Linked DNA regions of Homo sapiens: region 2 is linked to region 1. Evidence: chromatin loops called from intact Hi-C (ENCODE). Cell type or tissue: prostate gland. All regions are shown on one strand. Links, peaks and the distances in the headings refer to the core of each region. The heading gives the core; the rest is flanking DNA.

Region 1 (11,178 bases), core at 1,753-9,752:
AATAAAACTGTTTTTTCAAAAAATAGGGTCCCCCACACCTCAGTGTATTCCACAGGCGCCTGGGAGCCAGCCCTGCTCTCTGCCCAGGCTCAGACCCTGCCCCTCCGAAGCCACCATCCTGGGACAATGAGACACAATGGGGGCAGGGATGCCAGGAGCCGACATGCTGAGGTGGTCAGGGCTCCCTCCACTGGGTCCAGCTGCCTGCTGCCGTGGGCCTTTCGCTCTGGCTGTTGCTTCTTCCTGCAATACTCTTCCCTTTGTCCTGCTCATCCTCCAGAACTCAGCTCAGCGTGCTGGTCCGCAGAGGGGCCTTGCCTGATCCTACACCCTTGTAACTGATTCTCAGTCTCAGTCCTCTCCCAGTTCCCAGCGTTTGACACAATCATGGGGCCAGTGCAAAGCGGATGCACAGTCAACGTTATGTGTGAAGCAGGGGCAAGTAGCTCAGTGAGAGGTTGATGGTGTTTAGGAGGGGTGAGTTGTTGGGGGAGTGGACATCCACCCCACGAATCAGGAAGCCACGAGGATGAGGAGGGGGTGAGCTGGACGCAGATTCTAGAATGATCCCTTTGGTTGTTCTGCAGGGGATGGACCAGCAGTACCAGGCTGGAGACCTGAGGCCGGATAGAGGCCATGGCCTTAGTCCAGGCCTGGAGAGGCAGGGCCCGGCCTTGGACAGAGGATGCACTGGAGGAGGGGAGGGGCACACTTCAGAGAAATTTGGGAGCCAAAATCAAAGTGACTTGGGGATGGCAACAATGTGAGGGAGAGGGAGCCCAGGATGGCACCAGGTTTTGGTGGTGTGAAGGGCCAGGTGAGGATGGGACATTTCTGAGGTCGGGAGCACTGTAGGAGGAGCACATCTGGTATGGCTGACTCTGAGAGGCTGACTCTGAGACCCCAGCAAGCAGTGCCACCCCCACTTATTAAGTCCATCCTCATACCCCATGACACTTCCCATGTCCATCTCCCTTGACATCCAATTGCCGAGGTCAGGTCTCCACAGCCCCTACCTGGTCAAAGCCTCCTGCCATCAAACCAGGTGCCTTTTCTCATTTGTCCTCCATGGTGCCAACAGTTAAAATCAGCACAGCTTGGTCATTCTTCAGCTCAGAAACCTTTGATTGCTCCCTACTGCTCTCTGAACAAAGTCCAGATGCTCCAGCCAGGCCCATGAGACCCTCCAGGGCCAGTCCACTTGGCTTTGCAGCCTCCCCTGCGCCCGCCCGGTTCCTTCACTCCCATCCCATCCCGCACACTCTTCTCTGCTCTGTGCCCTTGCTCCTGCCACACTTCCCACCCCAGATGCCCTGCCCCTAGCTCCCTTCCCCAGTGGGCCTCAGCAGCAGGGGGTCGCCACTCTAGTAGTCTTTGCTGGAACCCAAACCAGGGGATGTGGCTGGACCAGGAATTTTTTCTTTTAGTTCATTTAATTAAAAAAAATTTAAAAAAAAACACTTTTTAGAGACAGGTTCTCTCTCTGTTGCCCAGGCTGGAGTGCAGCGGTGCAATCATAGCTCACTGCAACCTCAAACTCCTGGGCTCAAGGGATTCTCCCACCTTAGCCTCCTGAATAGCTGGGACTACAGGTGCACACCACCACACCTGGCTAATTTTTAAATTTTTTGTAGAGACGGGCTCTCCGTATGTCACCCAGGCTGGTCTTGAACTCCTGAGCTCAAGTGATCCTCCCGCCTCAGCCTCCCAAAGTGATGGGATTACAGGGATGAGCCACTGTGGTTGGCCAGTTTTTTTTGATAGTGACTTTATTTTAAATGACATAGAAATATGTAACAATCATAGTGGGACATGGTGGTGCACACCTGTAGTCCCAGCTATTAAGGAGGCTGAGGTGGGAGGATCCCGTGAGCCCAGGAGTTCAAGGCTGCAGTGAGCTGTGATCACACCACTGCGCTTCAACCTGGGTGACAGAGTGAGACCCTGTTTCTTAAAACAATTTTATTTAATAATTTTAAAAAAAGACCTTAAATCAGAAAGATTGTATTGTGCACCCGGTTGAGAAGTTGTCCCAGGCTCAGACACACAATGTCAAAGTCCTGGAGAACAGGGACCCTGTCTGTCATGTTCACGGATGTGGCCCCAGCACCTGGGATCTCTTGTCTGGGTGCCAAGGTGGGGTTGGGGGAAGGGTGAGAAGAGGGATGGGCATGGAGAGTAGGGAAGGAAGGAGGGAGGACAGGAAGGAGGGTGGGAGATATCTGGGGGTGAGTGGGTGGGTGGGGGGATTCATACCAGCCCATGGGCCACTTTTTTTTTTTTTTTTGAGAAAGAATGTCTCTCTGTTGCCCAGGCTGGAGTGCAGTGGTACGATCTCAGCTCACTGCAATCTCCGTCTCCTAGATTCAAGCGATTCTCCTGACTGCCTCAGCCTCCCAAGTAGCTGGGATTACAGGTGCCTGCCACTACACCTGCCTAATTTTTGTATTTTTAGTAGAGACAGGGTTTCACCATGTTGGCCAGGCTGGTCTCGAACTCCTGACCTGAAGTGATCCGCCGGCCTCGGCCTCTTAAAGTGCTGGGATTACAGGCATCAGCCACCTCGCCCAGCCACCCATGGGCCACTTTAGGCCCAGCCCCTAGTCCAGAGCTCAGAGAGGCCAGGATGGGATCCACATAGTCCCATGAACTGCCGGGGTGCAGAGGTCCCCAGCTCTCCGAACCACAGGGTTGCCAAGCTGGAACCCCCACTTGGCCATGGGCATCTGACCATTTGGCATCCTTGTCCTCCAGCCTCCCTAAGGGCCTCAGCTGAGCCTGTAGGCCCGGCTGGCCTTCCAGCCAAATTGACCAGATCTCTCGGGAATCATCCTTGACGCCTCTGCTCACTCCCTCTCTCCTGCATCCAATCCATCAGCAAATCCTGTTAGATTCTTTTCAGAGCCTCCTCTCTGTCTCCCTGTCCTGCCCTGGCCCCTCCCCCAGTCTATTCCCAACTCAGCAGCCAGAGGGATCCTTTTAAATGGTGCGTCCAGGAGGCCTCACCATCTGGCCCCCATTTCCTCTCTGAGCTCATCTGCCACCTCCTCCCCGCCACTTCCCTGCAGCCACATTGGCTCCTGTTACTCCCCGACTGTGCCAGGCACGCTCCCCACTCAGGGCCTTTGCTCTCTGCCTGGAAGGAATGCTCTTCCCCCAGAGCTACCTTCTCACCTCCTCACCCGCTTCCTGTCTTTGCTCAGATGCCACTTTCTCAATGAGACCTTCCATGGACACCTATTTATAATTGAAAAAAACAAATGTATCCCCTTTCTGCCCTTCCCTGTTTTATTTTTCTCCTTAGCACTTAGCATTCTTGATCACAATACCTGTTGCTTCCTTATTATGTTTTTTGTCTGTTTCTGTCCATTGGAATGTGATCTACAGCGGGGCAGGGGTGTTGTCTGTTTTGTCCACTGTTGTGTCCCCTGCACAGAGCATGGGGCCTATAGGGCTCACATTAGATGCTCCAAAGACATGTGCAATATGAATGAATGAGTGAATGAATAAATGAACCTCAGCCGGGTGCAGTGGCTCACACCTATAATCCCAGCACTTTGGGAGGCTGAGGTAGACAGATCACGAGGTCGGGAGTTTGAGACCAGCCTGGCAAACATGGTGAAACCCCATCTCTACTAAAAATACAAAAATTAGCTGGGCGTGGTGGCACATGCCTGTAATCCCAGTTACTTGGGAGGCTGAGGCACAAGAATTGCTTGAACCCGGGAGGCGGAGGTTGCAGTGAGCCGAGATAGTGCCACTGCACTCCAGCCTGGGTGACTGAGTGAGACTCCATCTCAAAATAAATAAATAAATTAATAAATAAAATAACAAAAACAAAAAAACAAATCTCTCTGAGGTCCAGGCTTGTTCCTCCTGGCCTGGCCTGGCCTGCCCTAGGCCCCATGCGGTCCCACCTGCTGCCTTGGTCCCCCGCTGCTCTAGCCTGCTATGTGCCACTTTACTGCCCCTACTGAAGGCTGCCAGACAGGCACAGCCATGGGAAGCACCGAAAGTTGAGTTGAGTTCAACAGAAGATGATCCAGGGCTGGCCCATCTCCACTGGGTTCAGAACCATTACACAGCACCTTCTCCAGCAGGCCCGGGTGCACCCCAGTGCCTGGACTCCTCTGGCCGCCACTCCTAGCGTCAGAGGAGTCCAGGCACCGGACCACCACTTTGCCTTTCTTCCCCCCTTTACTTCTCCATACTCATTTCCTACTTGAGCCTCAGGTCCAGCCTGGCCAGGTAGACAGAGTGGGCACAACAGGGTCATGGGGGCCATTGCACAAATGAGGAAAGGAGCTGAGAAGTCACATGGGTTGCCCAAGTCGTCCCCTACTCTCCCCACCCCATGCCCCTGCCTGATGAAGTTGGATCGGGCGTGCTGGCTGGCCAGGACACTGTGTGGGCATGGGGAGTCCTCAAGCCCCATCCCACCCCCTGGAGGCTGACAGCTGGGAGACTGAGGCCAAAGGCAGCCCCACTGCAGCACTGCACAGGGACTTCATGCGGGGCCCTGGATGTGGAGGACCTGGAGGCCTAGAGACCTGGAGGAACTTGTCAGCCGCAGAGGTTGTGAGTGTGTGTGTGTGTAGGTGTTGTAGGTGTGTGCATGTGTGCATGTGTGTGCGCACCTGCATGTACATGTATGTATTATAGGGCACAGGACTCATGAAGTGACAGATCACCATGGGGTCCCCAAATCCACACCCCTCACCCCAGCAACTCCAAGGGGTAGCCTGGAGATAGGAAGGGCACCCAGGAGGGAGAGAAGGGGGTTTCTGGACCATTCAACAAGGGGCATCACAGAACAGGATCTTAACCAGTGTATGGAACAGCAAAGTCAGCCTGATCCAGGTGCAAAACCCAACTGCTCAAGTACTCACTGCAGTTTAGGCAGGCGGCCTAGTCTTGCTAAGCTTCAATTATATTATCTGCAAAATGGACCTAATAATTCCCATGTTACAGGGTGGTCAGAATAAAACAAGATGCAGGTTGAGCGCAGGGCCTCACTCCTGTAATCCCAGCACTTTGGGAGGCCAAGGCGTGCAGATCATCTGAGGTCAGGAGTTCGAGACCAGCCTGGCCAACATGGTGAAACCCCGTTTCTACTAAAAATACAAAAATTAGCCAGGTATGGTGGCACGTGGCTGTAGTCCCAGCTACTCGGGAGGCTGAGGCAGGAGAATCGCTTGAACTTGGGAGGCAGAGGTTGCAGTGAGCCGAAATTGCGCCACTGCACTCCAGCCTGGGCGACAGAGCGAGACTCCGACTCAAAAAACAAAACAAAACAAAACAAGATGCAGTGCACACTCAATAAATGATCACTGTTTAGTTTGTTGCTAGAATGGGCTGTCCTTTCATTCTAGAATCACTCAGTGCTCCCTGAGCCCTGATCCAGCCTTACTATGAGCTGGGAACCAGACAGGAGGCCTTGCCCTCAAGGGACTCGCACATTATAGTTATAATAACGACATGCATGAATGTGTGTGTCCCAGCTGCCTGCCTTTCCGAGGCCGTGTGGTTTGCCGCTTTATAAGCACAAAGTCATTGAATCCCCGAGAGAATACTACGCATTGGGGGCTGCTACCATCATCTTGCTGATGAAGAAACAGAGAGGTGAAGGAACTTGTTCAGGGTCATCCAGTGGACAAGGTCCAGAGCCAGGATCTGAAACAAAGATCTCACTCCCACACTCATGCAGGACAGAAACCTGCACAACCCAGGTCATTAACTGCTCAAATCAAGGTAGCACTTGGGGCTGTGGGAGCACTGAGGAAGGAGAAGCTTAAGGGGAGTTCAGGAAGGGACTCACAGGGGACGTTAGTGAGCAGGGACTTAGAGGCATGAAGGCTTGGACAGGAGAAGAGGAAGGGTGGGCCAGGCAGGGATGACAGCCTGGACAGAGGCCCAGAGCAGGGGACAGGAAGCTCAACCCACGTCCGCCCCCCTGCCTGGATCCTAGCTCCGCTCATCGCCGCTGTGGTTCTCGAAGGCCCTCTTATCCTCTGGCCTTTGCCTATGCTGTTCCCTGTTTGCATGCTGTTCCCCTTTTTATCCTGTGCTCTAGGCTCAGTAGTGGGTGACAGAGCAGGATTTGAAAACAGGCCTATGGGACTCCCAGACATGTGCCTTTCCCCATGCAGTGCCCTGCCTCACAGAGAGAGAGAGCGACTCACACCTGGCGAGACCGAGGGTTGAGTCTGCCAGGAAGAGCATGGTGAGCAGGGGGAACAGAATGTGGCAACATGTGAGGGCAGACTCAGGACTGTGCCTGGGTCTGTCTTCCTGCCCAGCCTGGGGTCCACCTCTCACACTCCAGGGCTCCAAAGCCAGTGCTCCTTCCCCTGGCCTGCCTGGGGGATGGCAAGATTTAGATAGAGAATGACTTACTGACTTCAGAGTCCCACAGCCCTGGGTTAGAGCCCCTGGCCCTCATATCACTCTGGCCAAGTTGCTTCCACTCCCTGAACCTTGGCTTTCTCTCCTGTGAATGAGACTGTACCTGAAGAATGATTAAGGAAAGTCCCTGGCACAGAGTAGGTGCCTGGCAAATACCAACGGACAGGAGCCTCGGGACAGATCCCGTTCTGTCCTGGCATGGTGCCGTTTCCTAGCTAGGGAGCCAGCAGGCTCTGCAGGGCAGGGAGGCTCTGCGCTTAGCTAGGTGGTGTTGCAATGAGAGCAGCAAGGTTTCTGAGTGAGCCCTGCCCCTCCTGGGGCCAGTATCGGTGGGGGCTAGAGCCCTGCTCTCCAGTAACTCACTGTAGCCCTCCCAGTTACTCAAGGAGCTGGCCACGGCCCAGCCCAGCGGACAGAGGAGGCAGGTGTCTGGGGCTGGTTGACCCTCAGCCTGGACACCACCCTCCACACACAAGGAGGCAGTGGTGGTCCATGGGGCTGCTCTTCCTAGGCAGGGCTGTTGGAGGTGGCCCCTTCCCACTCTGCTCTGAGAGCCTGACTATTAGAGGGGACACTCAGAGGCCCAGGAGGTGACAATGGCACTTACTGGGCACTCTTTGGGCCAGAAAGAGGCTGGGTGCTTTACAGAGCCTCTGACAGATGGGTATTAATATCCGCATTTTGGCCTGGCGTGGTGGCTCACGCCTGTAATCTCAGCACTTTGGGAGGCCGAGGTGGGCAGATCAATTGAGGTCAGGAGTTTGAGACCAGCCTGGCGAACATGGTGAAACCCCGTCTCTACTAAAAATACAAAAATTAGCTGGGTGCAGTGGCGGGTGCCTGTAATCCTAGCTACTTGGGAGGCTGAGGCAGGAGAGTCGCTTGAAACTGTGAGGCAGAGGTTGCAGTGAGCTGAGATTGCGCCACTGCCCTCCAGCCTGGGCGACAGAGTGAGAGTTTGTCTCAAAAAACAAACAAACAAAACAAAACAAAAAAAATTAGGTGGGTATGGTGGTGGGCGCCTGTAATCCCAGCTACTCAGGAGACTGAGGCAGGAGAATCACTTGATCCCCGGAGGTGGAGTTTGCAGTGAGCCGAGATCACACCACTGCACCCCAGCCTGGGGAACACAGTGAGACTCCGTTTCAAAAAAAAAAATTAGAATTAAAAAAAAATAAGAAAAAAAAAATCCCCATTTCACAGATAAGGAAACTGAGGCTTGGATAGGTCAAAGATACCCGGACTCCTTAGTCCAACAGCACCTCTGACCTTAATCTCCCCTCATCCCACACGCAGAGGTTGTTTGAATTCTAGTGATGGGAAGATCACTCCTGCCAAGACCCCACCTTTGGGCATGCGTGAAAGAAAACTCTTCTCAGTGGAGACTGAATTGGCCTCCTGAAACTCCCACCCTAGGGCTGAGCACTCTGTCCCCAAAACAGTCTTCAGAGCTTGAGCACAGCAGGACACCCCAGTAAGCCAGTATGCCTCCCCTGGGTAGCTCCTTTCTGAGCCTTAGTTCCTCCAGCTGTAAAACAGGGTTACAACGGTCCCTTACTCAAGGGATGGTTGTGAGGCTTTAGGGTGTTAATAAACCTAGAATATTCCAGGAGCATCCCGAGTCCTCAGAGAAGCTGCGGCCAAGAGGAGAGGCTCAGAGGGCCTTCCAGGGACCCAACTCACCTTCCCCAAAGGAGGAATTGGCCGTGATCAGGGCAGCCCAGGGGAGGGATGGAGTGGGGACCACGGCTCGGGAGCCCGTGGCGAGCAGGCATTTCACCTGCACTCTACTGCCTCTTCCCAGACCTGGCCCTCCCAGAGGATGTGGCTCAGTCTTGCTAAAGGACAGCAGGAATCAGGGCCAGGCAGGGCTGGGTTCAAGTCCTTTGTCTGCCATTTACCAGCCACGTGTTTGGTGTAGCTGTTGGTTACCTCGCTGCTCTCAGCCTGGCGTCTGCAGCTTGGAGGAAGGCCCTGTCTCCCGGGGCTGTGGTGTCCAACAGTATGTGAGGCCCAAAGCAGAGTGGCCCCTCAAGTGCAGAGCCAAGCACACCCCAGGCCTGGGCCCCGCTGGGGACAGCCAGGCCACCCCATCATGGTCCTCCCTGCACTGAGGGAGGGACTGGAGAAGTGCAGCTCAGGAGAAGGACCCCACGTCTTGGCACATTCTGTTTCCCCTGCTCACCATGCTGTTCCTGGCAGACTTCTCTTCCCCTGGGGCCTTCCAGGCTTAAGTCTCTCCCTCTTTGTGAGGCAGGACACTGCAGCGGGGAAGCATGTACGTGATCAGGAGTACACTGATGGGGCAACTGAGGCCCAGAGAGAGGGAGCGATGTGTGCAGGATCACGCAGCTGGAGGATGAGAGCTAAGATTCCACCCCAGGCCTCTGCTGCTCCTCCTGGCACTTAAGCCTTCCCCAATCCATCCCCACACACATGCCCAGCACATCCCCACCTCGGGGCCTTTGCCCACTCCATAATCCCGATCTGGGGTTACGGTGCCCTCTCTCTGCCCAGCTGGATCTTACTGACCTTTAAGGCCCCTACTCTTGCTGTCCTCCCAGCCCTGTCCTTAGCCCCTAGAGCACACTGTCCACCCGACCCGCCTCCCCATCCAATTCCTCTTCACCCTTCAGCTCACCTGGGGATGCCCCTCCTTGGGGGAGCTCCCTCTGATCGGCTAGACCACCTCCTCTTCTGAGCCCATTCCCGGAGGCCACCCCCACTCCACCCACTTTGTGATTTCTAGCTCAGAGTCTCTCTCCTTCCCCAGATGAGGGCTCTCAGGGCACTTGTTTACACATGTTGCCTCAGCACCCAACACAGATCCTGGCGCAGACCAGGTGTTCGATACTGGCCGTCTCTGCACGGCACCCATCCAGCTATCGTTTCATTCAGCAAATGTTTATTGAGCACCTGCCCTGTGTTGGAGACCTGAGATACAGCAGTGGGAAAACAGGCAGGGCCCGCTCTGACTCAGGTGACATTCTAGTGACACGTATGCACATGTCCAAGCCAAGGGCCAGTGGCATAGATGCTAGAGGGCAAAGACTGGGGGAAGGGCCAGGCATGGTGGCTCACACCTGTAATCCCAGCACTTTGGCTGAGGCAGGCAGATCACCTGAGGTCAGGAGTCACGGTGAAACATGGTTTCACCATGACCTCAGGTGATCCCCTGTTTCTACTAAAAAATACAAAACTTAGCTGGGCATGGTGGCAGGTGCCTGTAATCCCAGCTACTCAGGAGGCTGAGGCGTGAGAATTACTTGAATCCGGGAGGCGGAGGCTGCAGTGAGCTGAGATCTCACCACTGCACTCCAGCCTGGGCGACAGAGTGAGACTCTGTCTCAAAAAAAAAAAAAAAACATGGGGAAAGGATGGGGAGGGTCATAAGGGAAGGTCTGTCTGAGCAGGTCATTTTTTTTTTTTTTTTTTTTGAGATGGAGTCTCTCTCTGTTGGCAGGCTGGAGTGCAGTGGCACAATCTTGGCTCACTGCAACCTTCGCCTCCCAGGTTCAAGCAATTCTTCTGCCTCAGCCTCCTGAGTAGCTGGGACTACAGGCATGTGCCACTCTGCCCGGCCAATTTCTGTATTTGTCTTTTTTTAGTAGAGATGGGGTTTCACAATATTGGCCAGGCTGGTCTCGAACTCCTGACCTCCTGACCTCAGGTGATCTGCCCGCCTCAGCCTCTCAAAGTGCTGGGATTACAGGTGTGAGCCACTGTGCCTGGTCTTTTTTTTTTTAGAGACAGGGTATTTGCTCTGTCACCTAGGCTGGGGCTCCAGTGATCCTCCTACCTCAGCTACCTCAGCCTCCAGAGTAGCTGGGTCTATAAGCGCACACCACCACGCCCAGCTGATTTTTATTTTTTGTAGAGAAGGGGTCTCGCCATGTTGCTCAGGCTGGTCTGAAACTTCTGGGCTCAAGCGATACTCCTGCCCACGTCTCCCAAAATGCTGGGATTACAGGCATGAGCCACGGTGCCCGGCCACAGGTAACATCTGATCGGAGCACTGGAGGAAGTGAATGCGGGAGTGATGGAAATATCAGAGGAAAGAGTATACTGGGGAGCGGGAGCAGCACGTGCAAAGGCCCTGGGGCAGGACCACACACAGCACGTTGGAGGAATAACAAGATCTGGGAGCGAGTTGGGGGGCAGGAGCTGAGGTCTGAGAGGGAACAAGCTGGGGCCACTGACAGGGCCCTCCCTGACCCTGAATGCATGGGAGTCATTGCAGAGCTCTGGGCAGAGGCATGCAGGAGCTGACTGAAGTTCTAACAGGACCACTCTGCTACTATGTGAAGAATGAATTCCAGAGGGCAGAGGAGGCAGGGAGACCCACGAGGAGGCTGCTGTGCCATCCAGGCAGGCAATGCCGGTGGTGCGGTGGAGGTGGAAGGAAGGGTGGAGTGCTGAGATAGAGACAGAGGAGAAGTTAAGGGTCAGGAATAATCCCAAGGCTTTTGGCCTGAGCAAGTGAAGGGAAAGTGGAGGTGAGAGGTTTGTGACTAGTTGAGGCAGAGCTGCCCACTGGCCATCCACGTGGAGAGGTGGCACAAGCTGTTGGCTGGATAGGTCTAGGTTTTGGGAGAGAAGTCCAGGCGGTGTGGGCACCTGCTGTATGACTCCCCATGTCCTGCACATAGTAGGTCCTCAGTAAATGCCTGCTTATTGGGCCTGCAGGGGACACATTACTGGCCACAGCCCAGCTCCCAGCCTCCAGGAGAGGCAGACAAGGGGCCCAGGGCCAATCATAGAGAGCCACACCCT
Region 2 (11,178 bases), core at 1,353-9,352, 61 kb after region 1:
CCTTCTCCAGCAGCTGAGCAGCAGACAGTTCTAAATTGAGGTCGGCAGCCAGCAGCCAAGAACATGCAGGCCGGATTGTTAATCGGGAGAAGATCGTGTCTTTGAGATGCTCAGAGGAGCCGCAAGATTTATTTTATTGGGGAAAGAGAGGTGTGGGCCCTGCCTGTGGTGTGGGGCTGGAGGGAGGCCAGGCTCATCTCTTCCCAGGTCTCTTCAGTTCAGCTCTGAGCCAGAGCTCTGGGAAGGGGGTCCCAAAGGGAGGCCAGCCTTCTGGAAGATGCGGGAACAGAGATGGAGTTGGCCCTGTGCGTCAGTTAATCCCTCAAAATTCTGGCAATGCTGATATTTTGAGCTTCCTGTTGAGCCACTAAAGAGACACCCCCAGGCTGGGCAGGGTGGCTCATGCCTGTAATCCTAGCACTTTGGGAGGCCGAGGCGGGTGGATTGCTTGAGGCCTGGAGTTCGAGACCAGCCTGGCTAACATGGTGAAACCCCGCCTCTACTAAAAATACAAAAAAAGAAAAAAAAATCAGGAGCCGCGGTGGCTCAGGCCTGTTGTCCTGTCACATAAGAAGGCAAGGCCAGGCATTTGAGACCAGCCTGGACAACACAGAAAGCCCTCATCTATATAACAACAATAATAACAACAACAACAAAAATTTGGCCAGGGCTGTTGGCTCATGCCCGTAATCCCAGCACTTTGGGAAGCCAAGGTGGGCAGATCTCTTGAGGTCAGGAGTTCAAGATCAGTTTGGCCAACATGGCAAAACCCCGTCTCTACTAAAAATAAAAATATTAGCCAGGTGTGGTGGTGGGCACCTGTAATCCCAGCTACTCAGGAGGCTGAGGCAGGAAAATCGCTTGAATCTGGGAGGTGGAGGTTGCAGTGAGCCAAGATCGCGCCACTGCACTCCAGCCTGAATGACAGAGCAAGACTTCGTCTCAAAAAAAACAAAAAGAAGAAAGAAAGAAAAAGAGAGACACACCCTCCCTCAAAGAACTAAAGGCACTCACAGTTCCAGGGAATCGACTCACATGTCGGCAGTCACAGTGGGTTCGACTTGTAATTGACATAACGACACTCGCTTGTGAAATGTCATTCCAGGGAGCTGGCACCCGGGCCCCCTCCAGGGCTCCCCTCTGGTGGACGGAGCAGGGGGGATTTTACCCTGGACTTTGTATCTCCGGACTCTACTGCAGGATTGCTGCTGTTTAATGATAACATTACATTCATTTTGTCATAAAACTAAGAGCCTTGCTTCAGGGCACGGACTTATCCGAGATGGGACAGGGGCAGGGTAGGCATATAGAGATGGGGGCTGTTATATTGTCCCCCAGGGACCCAGGTGGGCTGGGATGGTGGCGCGTGTCTGTAATCCCAGCTACTCAGGAGCCAAAGCAGAAGGACCTCTTGAAGCCAGGAGTTCAAGGCCAGCCTGGGCATCAAATTTTTTTTTTTTTAAATTAAAAAAATTTTTTTTTAGAGACAAGAGGGGTAGAGTGAACCACAAATGACATCACCACCGACCCTGCCCAGCAGCCCTGCACAGCACTCACAGGCCACTGCCCCCTCTGTGTACCTACCCTGTGGCCCCCTCGACCTGTGACCTCCATATCCTCACCCGGGGCCTCCTGCTCCTCCTCACAGTGTATCTAAGAGGCCACTCCAGGGGGAGGGCAGATACACTGTCAGCACCATGAAACCTTCCTGCTTGTCCTGGGCAGGAAGACTTCAGACCAATTTCTTTAAAAATTCTCCCTGTCTGAGGTATCCTTCTAGAAAATGATGAACTCTGCTACTGCAATTAAGCCGATCTTTACAATTCCAGGGAAATCTATAAAAACAGACGTCCGTTGTTCTATATTCTTTTGGGATTCATTTCTTTAAGGTCACCGAGTTAGGCTCATGACAATGCACTGCTCTGGCTTAGATCAGCCACAGCGAGGAGAGGCTTCGAAACGAGAACCTCAGACCTCTGATGAAACTGCTGTGTCCAAAAAGTAAAGAGAGGAAGCCGTCTCTGACGAGCTCAGTCAATAACAACGTCCAGTCTGGAGACGTCAGGCCAAAAAACCCGGGGGAGGAGAGGAGGTCCGCAGTTACAGCCAAGACCTCTGGGTTCTGGCCTGCGAATGTAGCTCACCACCTCCCCTGCACCTACACCTTCCTTTCTTTCTTTCTTTCTTTTTTTTTTTTTTTTTTTTTTTGAGATGGAGTCTCGCTCTGTCGCCCAGGCTGGAGTGCGATGGCGCGATCTCAGCTCACTGCAAACTCTACCTCCTGGGTTCACGCCATTCTCCTGCCTCAGCCTTCCGAGCAGCTGGGACCACAGGCACCCGCCACCATGCCTGGCTAATTTTTTGTATTTTTAGTAGAGACGGGGTTTCACCGTGTTAGCCAGAATGGTCTCAATCTCCTGACCTCGTGATCTGCCCACCTCGGCCTCCCAAAGTGCTGGGATTACAGGCGTGAGCCACCGCGCCCGGCCTGCACCTTCCTTTCAATGGGGCATCAGCACCCCAGAGCTGGAATCCTGCAACTGCCCAGCTCCCACCCCATCTCCTGGACCCGTGCCTCCCAGAGGCCCCTTCAGGGGTGTAGGCTGTAGAGGTCTAGGCCCTAGTTGGCTGCCAACTAGAAGCGGTCCCCCGTGAAGGCACAGTGCTGATAGGTTTCACGGTCATTTCCAAGTCCACAAATTCTTTTCAGCTGTCATTTGTTTGTGCCTCCCACAAACATTGAAGGGGTACCAGTTAGGTCACAGGCCCTGTCCCAGACCAGGAGGGGCTCCCTGCCGTGGCAACATCCCCAGTCCAAAAGGGAAGGAGCAGAAAGAGCCTGAGGCAGAAGGGCTGGTATGGGGAGCATTGAGTTTGCCTGGGATGAGGTTGGGGTGCAGGGTTTGTGGCCCGGGGGTCTAGAGGGTGTCCATGACCCAGAAGTAGGAACCCACAGACAGAAGGAAAAGAAAAATTACAGGAATTGTATCCTGGCTTGGTGTGACACAGGTCCTATGTCAATTAAACACCACGACGATCCTAGGCGGCAACTATTGCAACCGCGTTCTGGAGCGGGTCTAGCTAGGAGTGGTGGCACACGCCTGTAGTTCCAGCTACTCAGGAAGTCGAAGCAGGAGGATCGCTTGAGCCCAGGAGTTTGAGACCAGCCTGAGCACATAGTGAAATCCCATCTCAAAACCAAAACCAAAAAGCAGAGGATCTTAAAGGCCCAAAACCACAGAGATCATGAGTGGTGGGGCCAGGCTTCGGACCCCAGTTGGTCTGGCTGTGTTGAGGAAGAAGAGCCAGCACCCAGGCTGGGAAGCTGTCATCAGATATGGCAGGGGGTGCTCACATTGGCACTGGGCACAGTAGCCATCAGATGCTAATAAGAGGTTTGTCAGAACCCTGGTGGGCCTCACAAATTTTCACCACCAGATGGCCAACAAGTGGCTACTTGGCTCCAGGATCACATGGAGACCACGGGGTCACAGAAGGTGGGTGTAGAGGGGGCTGGGGAGAGCTGCAGGGCATCCGGCCTGCCCCGGGGGTGCCTGCTTCTCACCCCAGGCTGAGAGGGGCTTTAGCGGGACCCTGGCTGAACTTGAGCAGTATTCCCTGAGTGAGGGCACTCGGCCGCTATCTATCTCATGCCAGGGCGTGGTGTGGCTGCATCATGCTTTGTCCCTTTTCTGGCAAAGGCAGTATGTCCCCATGGGATAACGTGGTCCGGGGCAGTGAGCTGGCTGAGTGTCCTTCTAGACTGGCTCATGCAGCTGCCTAGAGGGGCCCACGGCCTGGAGAGGAAGACCAGGGTGGATACCAGACGCCGGGGGCTGAGGAGGGAGTGAGAGCCACAGAATTCCAGTTAGCAATCCCCCACTTCCGTGGGGGCCCCAACGGACTCCACGCAACACCGCAAGCACGCAGAGCCCAGGGCCAGCCTCCCCCGCACCTGACAAGGCAGGTCTTTTCTGCCTCCACCCAGGTTGACCGGTGGGGACGGACAAGGAAGGGGTCTGGGTGGGAAAGAGAAGAGGCACCTCGCCCCTCACCCTCACACAGGCTTCAGGTGGCCTGGGGAACCACTTCAGCTTTAGAGTTTGAAGTTTTGTCTGTTACACAGGGTTAGAGATGTGAAGAACTGGGACGCATTTGTGACTTTCGGTGACCATAGAACTTTGACTTAGAGTGACCAGAGGAGCTGAGTTTTGCCAGGAGAAATCCCCCAGCACCAAGGGGCCTAGAGGGCCCAGGAGCTGCTCCCAGCTGCTTTTCTGGTTATTCTCCAGGTCCCATGGGATCTGGGGCAGGCAGAGCTGGAACAGGTCCTGGGGCGCAGGGAGGAAACGTCTCAAGGAGCCCCAGGTGTTTTCTGTGCAGGGAACGGATTTGAGAACTTCCCTTCCACTTAGAGAGTTTAGGAGGATTTGAGATTTGCCCTGTGGAGAGCGGGGCCTGGAGGTGGCTGCAAGGAGCACCCCTGAGGCTCAGGGAGGGCAGAGTTGGGGCAGAGAGTGAGGAGGGGCTGGTGAGGACCTGAACTCTCCTGCCTGGCCTGCCCTGCTGCAGGGGCAGGGAGTTTGGCCCAGGGGGAGTTTTCTGAACAGGAGCTTCTTGAACCTGCTGAATGTGGATAGGATGGTGCAGGGAGAGGGGAGAGGGCACCCATAGTGAGGACCATGGGGGAGGAGGGGTGGAGCAGGAGGGCAGCAGGGCCATCAGAGGCAGGGTTGCCACACGGTGTCTGGGAGGGCCCCCGCCCCGTCCCCGGGCTTGGCTGTTTGTTTTGAGTCTTCAACTCCTCTCCTGTGCCTCCCCACCCCCACAGAACTGCAAGCGCAGACATCTCATCTGGGCAGCGCCGTGGATCCCTGCTTAGTCTGCCCACCCTGCTTTACAGGAGACTGTGTTTTGGGGGGTGACACACCCTCCATCCCTCACTTCTCTGCAGCTCCAGGGAAGTCCCTCCCACACTGTGAGGAAGCCTTGGGCCTGGCCAGAAATAGGGGCGATGAGCGGGGGCGTTTGGGAAAAGCCCAGGTTCTGGAGGCAACAGGCCTGGATGCGGCTCCTGGCTCTGCCACTTCAAGGCTGTGCAACTTGGGCAGCTGGCTTTACTTCTCTGACCTCAGTGTCTCCCCACAACACAGGGGGAGCAACAATGCCAGCCTTAAGGGGTTGTGGTGGGATTAATTGGGACCTGGAACCCAGCTACTTGCCACGGGCCAGGCTGCCTTTCCCCAGGGACAAGAATGAGACAGGGAGTCCTCCTTGGGGATCTACAAAGGCAAATCCCAGCTGGGTGTGGTGGCTCATGCCTATTAACCCCAGCACTTTGGGAGGCCGAGGCAGGCAGATCACATGAGGTCAGAAGTTCAAGACCAGCCTGGCCAACATGGTGAAACCCCTTCTATACTAAAAATACAAAAAAGTATCTGGGTGTAGTGGCACAAGCCTATAGTCTCAGATACTTGGGAGGGTAAGGCAAGAGAATCGCTTGAACCCAGGAGGCGGAGATTGCAGTGAGCCGAGATCGCACTGCTACACTCCAGCCTGGGTGACAAGAGCTATCTCTGTTTTTTTTTTTTTTAAAAGGCAAATGCCAGCCCTATACCCTTCTGCCGGGTTAAATGACATGCCCTCAGTGCAGGGCACATAGGCCCTGATGGTCCAGGCACAGAAGGACCCCCAGGGGTCTTTCCCTGACCCAGACTTGGGCACTGTCCCTGTCCCGGGCGCTGGCCTGGCCTGGCTGAAGGCCCCTCAGGGGTGTGGTGTGTGCAGGGCTGGGGGCATGAACAGCCCTCTGCCTTCAGCCTCCAGCTGCTCTTCTCCCACCCTTGTTGGGAAAGAGTTTGTCAACCGCCCACGGGTGCCTGAGTCCTTCCTTTTCCGGTTCTTCTTATGAATCTGTGGCTGCTTGAACTTGGAGTTTGAGAGCTGGGCGGAGTTGCTATCCTCCCACACCTGGCGCGGGGACCACATGCCGAGTGAGTCCCTGGCGGGGTGTGCCCCCACGTGTTTGTGTGCCCACCTGGCAGCTTTCCTGTGGATCACTGATGTTCAGGATCAGACCTGCCCACCACCTGCACAACGCCCCCATCCCTCCAACTCAACAGCTCCCATCCAGTCCCCTCTCCTGCCCAACCAGGGCTGTCTCTGTGGCTCTGAGTCCCCAGCGATCCACAAACTCATCCTGCTCCTGCCCTGCCTGAACCGGCAGGGGCTCCCTGCTGGAGGAGACCCAGGAAGGAGTCTGAAATCAATTTACGGGGTCAAGACAAGCAATTAAAAAAAATAGAACATGAAGCATTTCATGCGTAGTAAGGGCACTGTTTGCGACCTTCTAGTTTCAGTTATATTCATACAATTGGGTTCAGACAGGGTCACGCTAAAACATGCATCTCTTAACTTTGGGCCACTGCTAAGAAAAATGGAAAGTCCCTGGCTTGGAGGATCCAGTTCTTGCCTCCCAGGACCTGCACAGCCCCGCTCAGCTGCTCTCTGGCCCTCACTCGCCCACTCCTGCGTAGACGTCAGCCTGCCACACTCCGGCGCCTTCGCCCGTGCTGTTCCGGCTGTGCGGAATGTCCTACCCATTCCTTCCTCTCCTGGGCTTTGGGGTCCCCCTCTGTCTCCAGGACATGCTCACTTCCTCCCTGAGCCACTCCTGGGTGTCTGGCTGCCCCGCACAGCACAGACTCTCAGGCGTCACTGTTAAGCCATGTGATCAGAAGAGCCAATGTCCCCTGGGTTTGGTTTCACCTTTTGCAGATGACAAAACTGAGGCTCAGAGAAGGCAAGAGGTTTGCCCAAATTGCAGTGGTAGACATGGGATTTTAAGCTGGGTCCCTTTGAGTCTGTAATCCCACTCTTGGTTTTTTTTTTTTTTTTTTTTTTTTTTTTTTTTTTTTCTGAGGCAGAATTTTGCTCTTGTACCCAGGCTCGAGTGAAATGGCACGATCTCGGCTCACTACAACCTCCACCTCCCCGGTTCAAGCAATTCTCCTGCCTCAGCTTCCCAAGTTGCTAGGATTACAGGCATGCGCCACCTCGCCTGGCTAATTTTGTATTTTTAGTAGAGGTGGGGTTTCACCATGTTGGCCAGGCTAGTCTCGAACTCCTGAACTTGGGTGATTTCTTGAGCTCAGGACTTTAAGATCAGCCTGCAGAATATAGTGAGACCCCATCTCTACTCAATAAATAAATAAATTAGCCAGGCATGATGGCATGCCTGTAGTCCTAGCTACTCAGGAGGCTGAGGCAGGAGGATCACCTGAGCCTGGGAGTTCGAAGCTGCAATGAATTATGATCATGCCACTGCACTCCAGCCTGGGTGACAAAGAGAGACCCTCTCTCAAAAAACAAACAGGCTGGGTGCAGTGGGTCACGCCTGTAATCCCAGCACTTTGGGAGGCCAAGGCAGGTGGATCACTAGAGGTCAGGAGTTCAAGACCAGCCTGGCCAACACGGTGAAACACTGTCTCTACTAAAAATACAAAAATTAGCCGGGTATGGTGGCAGGCGCCTGTGATCCCAGCTACTCGGGAGGCTGAGGCAAGAGAATCGCTTGAACCCAGAAGGCAGAGGTTGCAGTGAGCCGAGATCACGCACGCCACTGCACTCCAGCCTGTGTGACAGAGCGAGACTCTGTCACAAACAAACAAACAAACAAACTCCTCAAAGCAAGAAAAGAAAACATTCTCAAAGGAAAGAAATATACTTCTTTAAAGGGAGTCAAAAATTCAGAGGCTGTTTCCTTAAACTTGGGTCATCTAATAGGTAGACAGGGCCAGCAATAGGTAGGGGCCTGGGGACAATGGTAGTCAGAAATGGCCCTGCAGCACTGGGGGACTGTTATTGTCACCTCAGCTCAAGCACAGCCTGTGGCTCCCAAAACAGGAGTGACCCCCGAGCCCTCTACAGGCTGGCCCTGTGACAAAGCCAGTGCTGCAGAGGGCCAGATGGCATCCCTGTTCTGCAGCAGGGGCGGACATTTTGGGAAAGGAATGCACCGTGGAAAACTTGGTATGCTCTTATTGAAAATGCTCCCATGGGCTAGGCGCAGTGGCTCACGCCTGTAATCCCAGCACTCTGGGAGCGTGAGGTGGGTGGATCTCCTGAGGTCAGGAGTTTGAGACCAGCCTGGCCAACATGGTGAAACCCCGTCTCTGTTAAAAATACAAAAATTAGCCAGGTGTGGTGGGGTGGTGGGCACCTGTAATCCCAGCTACTCGGGAGGCTGAGGCAGGAACCTGGGAGGCAGAGGTTGCGGTGAGCCGAGATCGCATCATTGCACTCCAGCCTGGGCAGTAAGAGTGAAACTCTGTCTCAAAAAAAAAAAAAAAAGAAAAGAAAAAGAGAAGAAAAGAAGAAAATGCTTCTGTGGCTTCCTCTCACCCCCAGAATCTGCCACCCACAATCTCCCCCGTCCCTCACACTCTGCTCCAGCTGCTGAGGCTCCTCCCACCACCAAGTCATGGGCCAGGGCTTTGGTCCCGGCTCCCCACTGCATGGAACTCAATCCCTTCTATGGCATCAAGCGCGCGTTGTCAGTCAAGGGCGTGAGGACCCAGACAACGCTGATCAAAGGTATCCATCCCAAGTTAGGTCGATTTTAAAGGAAAACACTTTGATTCCCCAGGTACAGAAGAAAGCAGTTCCCACAGTCTTTATTTTAGGCATGGGGTTTGCCCTCCAATTTAATTCTGGCATCTCTCAGAGCTGTGCCTTTTTAAAGGCCCATCTGAAAGGCTGCGATCGGGGCTCTCAGAGCCCCAGCCATGTGCCTGAGCACAAATCCCAGGATGCCACAGATGAGCAAGCGGGCAGGACACAGGCATCAAATGCAAAAGCGTGTGGCCAAGTGGCTGGTGAGGGAGGGGCATTTTGCAGGACTTGGAAGACAACCTTTGAACAGAGACTATTTCGGAGCTTTTAGCACCGTTGCCTTTGGAATGGCGCCATCGGACAGGTTGTCACATCTTTCAACACCTCCAAATTACAAAGATGCCTCAAGACGTGGCCATTTCCACAGCCCATCCATGGCTCATTTTCATGCCTCTAGACCCCCGAACCAGGGTGTACGGTGGCCGCTCGGGGACACAAACCAAGTGCAGAACGTCCAAGGTTTGAATCGGGAATAAGCCTCACAAGGGTCAATCAGTGTCTTTACAGCAGTTGCCTCCTTTTTGCCTGTTTTGAAAGTCAAGGCCGGGCGCAGGTGCTCACGCCTGTAATCCCAGCACTTTGGGAAGCTGAGGCGGGCGGATCATCTGAGGTCAGTAGTTCGAGACCAGACTGGCCAACATGGTGAAACCCCATCTCTACTAAAAATACAAAATTTAGCTGGGCATGGTGGCACGCACCTGTAGCCCCAGCTACTCAGGAGGCTGGGCAGGAGAATCGCTTGAACCCGGGAGGTGGAGGGTGAGCCGAGACCGCGCCACTACACTCCAGCCTGGGTGACAGAGTGAGACTCTGTCTCAAAACAAAAACAAAAAAAGAAGGTCAAAAAAAGGTCAAGTCGCTCCAACTTTGGAGCTCATTTGAGAGTGTGGTCTGGGTCATCAGGGGACTCAGCCTCTCCTTTTATAGCCACCCCTGTACCCTCAAAGGGGCATCAGGATGGTGTGGAAGGTGGCAATAGGGCCAAAAGGGTGAGGTTGGGTCTGCTTCTTGTCTCTGAATTGGAGTGGGCAAAATGAAGTGAGGGGAACAGGCTGGGCGTGGTGGCTCACGCCTGTAATCCTAGCACTTTGGGAGGCCGAGGCGGGTGGATCACGAGGTCAAGAGTTTGAGACCAGCGTGGTCAAGATGGTGAAACCCTGTCTCTACTAAAAATACAAACATTAGCTGTGCGTGGTGGCGGGCGCCTGTAATCCCAGCTACTTGGGAGGCTGAGGCATGAGAATCACTTGAACCTGCGAGGCAGAGATTGCAGTGAGCCAAGATCTCGCCACTGCACTCCAGGCTAGGCGACAGAGCAAGACTCCATCTCAAAAAAAAAAAAAAAAGGAAATGAAGTGAGGGGAACAGACCCCCCAGAGAGTGCCTCCTTCAGCAGGGAGTGTTTGTTCACCCAAAGTCTCACCAAGGAGGGCCAGGCCCTGCCACCAGGAAGGGAGCTGACAGATGGAGACAGAAAGAGGTGGGAGAAAGGAAAGACTGTGGGCTGCAGGAGTCCAGACAGGGGGGCCCATCTCAGCCTGGGAGGGGCAAGGGGTTCCTGGGAAGGCAACTCTTGGAGTGTGGGTCATTATTTGGTTTTTAAATTAGAATTCTTTAGGTACCCCTACCACCTCCCAGTAACAGAGTGAAACATGTTCACTGTAGAAATTCTAAAAATGCCCAGCATTTTCGGAGGCCAAGGTGGGAGGATTACTTGACCTCAGGAATTCAAGGCCAGTCTGGGCAACATAGCAAGACCCCATTTCTGAAATAAATAAATAAATAAAATTAGCTGGGCAAGGTAGCAGTGCCTGCAGTTCCAGCTACTCTGGAAGCTGAGGTGGGAGGACCACTTGAGTCCAGGAGTTTGAGGCTGCAGTGAGCCATGACTGTATCACCTCAGTCCAGCCTGGGTGACAGTATGAAACCCCATCCCTCTTTTCTTTTTTTTTTTTTGAGATGGAGTCTCACCTTGTTGCCCAGGCTGGAGTGCAGTGGCATGATCTCAGCTCACTGCAATCTCTGCCTCCCAGGTTCAAGAGATTCTCCTGCCTCAGCCTCCTGAGTTGCTGGGATTACAGGCATGTGCCACCACACCCAGCTAGTTTTTGTATTTTAGTAGAGGGAGGGTTTCACCAGGTTGGCCAGGCTGGTCTTGAACTCCTGACCTCATGACCTCACCATGTTGGCCAGTCTCAAACTCCTGACCTCATGACCTCACCATGCTGGTCTCAAACTCCTGTTCACTGAGGCAGTGATCTGCCTGACTCGGCCTCCCAAAGTGCTGGGATTACAGATGTGAGCCATCACACTGGCTGAGACCCCATCTCTTTAAAAAAAAACAAACACATGGCTGGGCGCGGTGGCTCATGCCTGTAATCCCAGCACTTTGGGAGGCCAAGGCGGGCGGATCACAACGTCAGGAGATTGAGACCATCCTGGCTAACACGGTGAAACCCCACCTTTACTAAAAATACAAAAAATTAGACGAGCATGGTGGCAGGC

What was found. A loop is a pair of places that touch in the nucleus more often than their neighbours do. Peaks named below come from ENCODE experiments on the same cell type or tissue, not always from the same donor. Only the 100,000 strongest peaks of a DNase experiment are listed, where the experiment ranks them.
Region 2: it touches region 1 in a loop (1.9-fold over the local background); 4 of 110 quality-filtered maps call a loop at or near these places.

What each region holds. Positions count from the first base shown.
Region 1 is chr22:42,351,224-42,362,401 of GRCh38, forward strand. No RefSeq gene overlaps it. Among named protein-coding and RNA genes, the nearest start is that of LINC01315, 12 kb to the right of the region's middle. RefSeq lists enhancers at 374-874, 5,502-5,581. In prostate gland, for the core only: no CTCF peak of the experiment used is centred there; DNase peaks (open chromatin) are centred at 6,598 and 9,351; H3K27ac peaks cover 773 bases.
Region 2 is chr22:42,413,110-42,424,287 of GRCh38, forward strand. All of the region lies in intron 1 of NFAM1 (NFAT activating protein with ITAM motif 1), which reads right to left. Among named protein-coding and RNA genes, the nearest start is that of NFAM1, 14 kb to the right of the region's middle. RefSeq lists an enhancer at 6,274-6,393. In prostate gland, for the core only: no CTCF peak of the experiment used is centred there; a DNase peak (open chromatin) is centred at 6,006; H3K27ac peaks cover 737 bases.